2 separate regions of the Homo sapiens genome follow, and region 1 is linked to region 2. Evidence: read pairs that join two places in POLR2A ChIA-PET (ENCODE). Cell type or tissue: PC-9. All regions are shown on one strand. Each heading gives the region's core, and the rest is flanking DNA. Links, peaks and the distances in the headings are about the cores only. Region 1 has its middle 59 kb from the start of MIR125B2. Region 2 overlaps MIR99AHG (mir-99a-let-7c cluster host gene).

What was found. Peaks named below come from ENCODE experiments on the same cell type or tissue, not always from the same donor. Only the 100,000 strongest peaks of a DNase experiment are listed, where the experiment ranks them.
Region 1: POLR2A ChIA-PET joins it to region 2 with 5 read pairs; 2 of 35 experiments call an interaction of 5 or more read pairs at or near these places.

What each region holds. Positions count from the first base shown.
Region 1 is chr21:16,647,326-16,650,252 of GRCh38, reverse strand. No RefSeq gene overlaps it. Among named protein-coding and RNA genes, the nearest start is that of MIR125B2, 59 kb to the right of the region's middle. In PC-9, for the core only: no CTCF peak of the experiment used is centred there; no DNase peak of the experiment used is centred there.
Region 2 is chr21:16,387,383-16,390,309 of GRCh38, reverse strand. The region is part of intron 4 of MIR99AHG (mir-99a-let-7c cluster host gene); the gene reads right to left. Among named protein-coding and RNA genes, the nearest start is that of SNORD74B, 100 kb to the right of the region's middle. In PC-9, for the core only: no CTCF peak of the experiment used is centred there; a DNase peak (open chromatin) is centred at 1,219.

The DNA of each region.
Region 1 (2,927 bases), core at 91-2,590, 260 kb before region 2:
CAAAATTTTTAATTTTGTCTGTGTCTTTTCTCTATTAATCGTGGCTCTGGGATGGTTTTCCTACTGCAACCAACTGATGCTGTCGTATTTCTCCTGAAGCTTATGCTATGCTATACTCTACAATGTGGGACATTTTAAAAGTGTTCTACTCAACATGTACAAGGCTTGGAAAACAAAGCGTGTCTATGATACTTGGCTATTTGCAGTCAGGTGATTTATAGTGGAAAAGACACAGAAAGGGAAATGGAAACGTACAACTAACCACAGCTTACTCTGTAGATGATGCCGTCAATCTGTTTTCACTGTGTTAGAAATAATCATTGTAAAGATATAGCAACGGAGCTTGTAATCTTCACTTGTGTTGATTTCCAGAAATGACTAAATTGGGAATATTAAGACTAGATACACTATTAAAAGCAACTTTGCCTGCAATGTTTATTTCCACATTTACTTGTATTTTTCCTATGAACTAATAAACTGCTGAGAGTAATAGTCCAGCGCTAGTGCTTAGAGAATATTTACATGATAGAACAGCATGTTTGAACTGCTGCCCCCTTCATCATCTGTCCCTGCTCCACCTTTGGGTGCCAAAGAAAAATAACTCTGTAGCCAGAGGGGTTAAGGGCCTCACCAGCAAAGAACCACGGGCTCTGCACAACGTGGTTCCAGCTCAGACAGAATTTCATTCACATTTTCAACAGATCCCTGCTAAATATAAACTTAAATCTGCTTTGCATGTCATTACAGTAGGATTAAATCTGTATAAAATATAGAAACCTTAGCTATTAATCAAAGGAATATTCAACTATAATTGACATCTAAATAGGCTGTAGGTTTAAGTGCAAAAAAGTGTCTGGCAGGTGATTGTACTTTTGTGTAAGGCCCACTTGTTTGTAAATATGCACATCAAAATGACAGAAGAAGCTCTAGGATAATTTTCAGAAAAACAGTTTAGAGGGAAAAAATGGGAGAAAATAATGAGTTTGAGGGACGAGCTGAAGAAATAAAAAAAAAAATTGGAAGGAATTTTTGATGTGCAGAGTAGAGTTTTGGAAAGACTATCCTGGAACAAAATAGAAGGAAGAAGAGAGACAGTAGAAAAAATAAGCTAGAAAAGATAAGCTCACTCATAACCCATGTTTCAAAAATCAGTGGATTTTTACTTAGTGTAGAATAAAAGTCAAGCTCTTATTCTACATTTAATTCATGGTTTGCTCTCGAATTACTCAATTTTCCACCTCTTCCTCTTGATCACCAGTCACTTGCCTACCTCAACCCTTAGTTCACTGTGGTTTATCTCCTCTTTCAACTTCCTGGAATGTGGTCCATTCCATTCTTTATTCTCCAACCTCCTTCTCTAGCTCCCTATTACTTATGAAACCTTTTCAATTGAATCCAGACCTCAGATAGCTTTCTTCTCTAAACTTATGCACTCACCTATTTTATAACCCCTCAATTACTGCCTTTGGATGTCTATTAATTTGCTCTCTTAAACTGGGTTTGATTTTTTTGTATATTCCTGATTTATCTTCCTGGAAAAACAGTAAACATACTGAAAGAGAGTACTGTGTCATTCTTTTGTGATGATTATAGTACACCACATAAATCTGTGTGCAAGGAATCTAGTAAAAGCATTTGAAGACAGAGATATACTTTATTTCAGGATATTATAGTCACTTCTGAAAAGTTGAATTTCACAGTCACAGTTCTCTGTAGTTTGTAACGTGAAATTTAAGAGGTCCATACTAAATGACACTTTTCATTAGGTATCATAGTAGGTTGAATTGTGGCCCCAAAAGATATGTCTACCTGGAATCCCAGAATACAACCATATTTGGAATAAAAATCTGAGTTTCAAAGAGGAAGAAGTCATACAGAAAAAGAACATCAGAAATCTTAATGAGGCCCCTTTGAGACTTAGCTGTGAGATATATCTGCATAGGATAAAACCCCATGAGAATAAGCAGAAATTGGCTCAGAGTTGTGAGGTGAGCAGTTCCCAGAGCTCACACAGGGCTGGGGATCCTTGGGTTTATTCCAGCCAGAGTGAAGCATCCTCATTGATCACTCTCAAAATTCAATAGTGATGTTAAAAAAAAAAATCCATCTTTAGTAGTGGAGTTTGATTATACCTAGAATATGGGCTGCTGCAGCCATAACCAAAAAAAAGTAAAAACAAACCTCAAAAAAAGCAAGATGAAATGCAGGTGACTTAACTGCCTTCTAGAACAAAGGCGACACACTACTAGGTTTCAACAGAGGACAAAAATGACTATGACTGACCATCACTGCAGTAAAATTCACACATCCAGCATCCAGTCAAAAATTATTAAACATGTTAAGAAATAGGAAAATGAGACACATAATGAGGAGACAAACTAGGCGATAGAAACAGAACAATAAATGGTAGAGGTGATGGAATTAGAAGGCAAGGATATTAAAATAGCTGTTAGAGTGTTATTCAATTAAGTAAAGAAAACATGATGTTAATAGATAGAAGAAATTTAAACAGAATAACCTAGATTATCTAGAAATAAAAACTAGAATATCTCGCACGAAAAATTCACCACACAGGATTAGACACTGCAGACAAAAACTCTTAGTAAACTTTACTGCAAAAGAAAATATTAGTAAATTTTTGAAGACTATCAATAAAAACCACCTAAAATGAAACCCAGAGAGAAAAAGAGTGAAAAAAAATGAAATGCATTTCTGTGAGCTGTGAGATAACACTGAGCAATGTAATGGCTGTATAATTTAAGGCCCAGGAAGAAGGGGTGGCAGAGCGAATATCTGCAGATAAAATGAACAATTTGTTCAAATTTAAGAAAAATTTAAATATACAGAATCACAATGAACCCTAAGCAGCACAAACACAAATACACTGAGTCCGCATGGGAAGAAATGTTAACAATATCAGAAATGAA
Region 2 (2,927 bases), core at 144-2,643:
AGTCCAGATTAAAAGAATAATATGGTTTAGGAGGCAGAGGACAAGTGGGATGGGAGAACCTAAACACTGAATTTAACTTCAGCCCAAATCAGGGAGTGAGAGTAGGAGAAATAAATTGATGTTTATAAGGGGAACTAATAATCTCAGTTTAGTGCCTAGTTGAATCTGTAGTACCTATGGGAAATTCAGAACAAAAAGTTCAGGATGAATATGCAAATTCAAGGTAAAGATTGAGTCAGTTGCACGAAGGTGATAACTGAAGTTTTGGGAGCATTTGAGCATTCTCTAAACACGGCATGGTTGGAGAATAAACCTGTGGAATGCCTATATTTGAAAAGACAAGCAGCAAAAATGAGAATAGAAGATATGTTTGGAGAAGCAGCAAGGGAACCAAGAGATAATGTTTGTCAGATGTTACAAGAGGGTAAGAATTTCACTGAAAAAGAAAGTGGCCAGCATTGTCAATGATGCACGCAAGTAGCAGATTTAGCTTAGAAAGTCATTTGCACTTCTTGAGGGAGCAAAGCAGTCTCATGAAGTGGTAGGGAAAGAAATCAGATTGCAAATTGATTAGGGTAAATTAGTCAAGGCAGGAATTGGTCAAAATGAATAAGGAAGTTAGTGAAAAAGCAGAGTCTGGAAACTTTGAGAGAGAGGCACACTGGAAAATGAAAGAAGGAAAGCAAGTGTGTCAAAGAATTAACACATTGGTTTAACAGTATCACATTTTAATGTGATTTCTCTGCGCTATTCATTAAAGAGGTACACCAATCAAGCCTGATTTTCTAACCAGGATAATTAATGGATAACTTGAAACAATTAAATTTCAACATTTCAAGTTGTCTAATACTCCTACCTAGTAGTCACTAAGAAAGAAAATGGATAACTTGTGTGGTTTAAAAAAAAAAAAAGACTGTGATGATTAATTTTAGGTGTCAACTTTATTGGATTAAAGACTACCTGGAGAGCTAGTAAAGCATTAGTTCTGGGTGTGTCTAGTAGGATGTTTCCAGAGAAGATTACTGTGTGAGTCGGTGGAGTGGGTGGAGAAGATCCACCCTCAATATAGGTGGAAAAGGCAGAGGAAAGGTAAATTCTCATTCCCTCTCTCTCCTGGAGATAGGACACCCCTCTTCTCCTGACCTGGTGTCAGAGGCTTTCAAACCAGAGTGACTCCATCATGAGTGAGGGCTAGGGAAATGAGGCTGGGACTTGTTGGGCTGCATTCCCAGGAAGTTAGGTATTCCTAGCCTCTAGATGTTTACGGGCAAGGGAACAGATTGATAATGTTTACTAAACAGACCCAGACTTAGGAGTGTCCTGATATCCTGTTATCTTGAGAAAAGAAGCATTCCTAATTTTGCTTTAAAGATCATAATACTGATTCTTGCAAAATATACTAATTAAGAAAATTAATCCTTTATCACAAACCCTAGTAGCAGAGCACAGGTCCCCATGATTTTTTTTTATACTATACATAAACAAGTATTGTATCTAGTGTGGATGCATTTCTCCTCTTACTTTCAGGAACACCCTACTCTATCTATGGAGTAGCTGTACTTTCACCACTTTACTATTAATAAACTTGAAAGCTTTGCACTGTGGACTCACCCTGAATTTTTTCTTGCACAAGATCCAAGAACCCTCTTTTGGGGTCTGGATCAGGACCCCTTTCCTATAACACTCCGACACCAAAAATTCCAGGCTCTCCAGCATTTGGACCCTGGTATTTGCATCAGAGGCTCCTCAGGTTTTCAGGACTTCAGCCTCAGACTGAGAGTTCCACCCTCGACTTCGCTGATTCTGAGGATTGAAGACTTGCACTGAGTCACGCTACAGGCATCCCAGGATCTCCAGCTTGCAGGTGGCCTGTGATGGGACTTCTCAGCCTCCATAATCACATGAGCCAATTCCCCTAACAAATTACCTCTCATATATCTATCTACATATATACCTTATTGATTTTGTTTCTCTGGAGAATGCTAATATAAATAACTTCACATTTTAAAAATATTTTTTGATAAAGGATGTATACTCGTGAACAGAGGCTTACAAAGCTCTGAAACTCAATCTCATTATAAATCTTTCCAAAGACTATTATAGGACAAATCATCAGGAAAGGGGAAAATAAGATATTTCTGCCTTTTTTTTTTTTTAGACGCTAAAACATGCATTTTTTCACATGGAAAGTAATGATGCAAGTCAACAAAGCATTTGGGAAACAAATGCTTTCCACACAAGTAATCTTCAGAAATATGCCTAAGACTATTTTTCAAAGGATATAATGGCTACTTACATAGCAGACAACCTGAAATTGATGTTCTACAAAATAACTGGATAACGCTCTTGATAAATATCAAATTCTCGACGCACAAAGAAAGATTGAAGAAATATCAGATTGGAGGCAAAGTGCCTGACAGCTACCTGCAATGTTGGATCAGGGATTGGATCCTAGACTGAGGAAATAAGTCCTCAGGGAGACAACTAAGGAAACTTAAGTAGGTCTACAGATGAGTTAATAGGATGGTTTCAATGTTAATCTTTTGTTTTCAATATCTGTTCCCTGATTATGTAAGATGTTAACCTTTAAGGAAGCTGCTTAAAAACTGTAAGGAAATTTCTGTACTACTTTTGAAACTTTTTCATAAGTCTGAAATTATTTAAAAGTTTATTTTAAAGAATTCTAACTTAGGAATAAAATGGATGAAGAACAATTATCTGGAAAGAATAAGGAGAGCCAAAATTAACAATGTAATTGTAGGTGTCATATTGCTTTGAAATTTTTTTTTTTTTTAATTTTGACCAGTTGAAAAATGGCCAAAACCAAGTGACAACAAGAAAATGTACCAATAATGCCAGGATCCTCAAGAAATAAATTCTTTGTTTACATGTGAAGTAGCCAGAGTATATCTTAGTAAATAAATTAA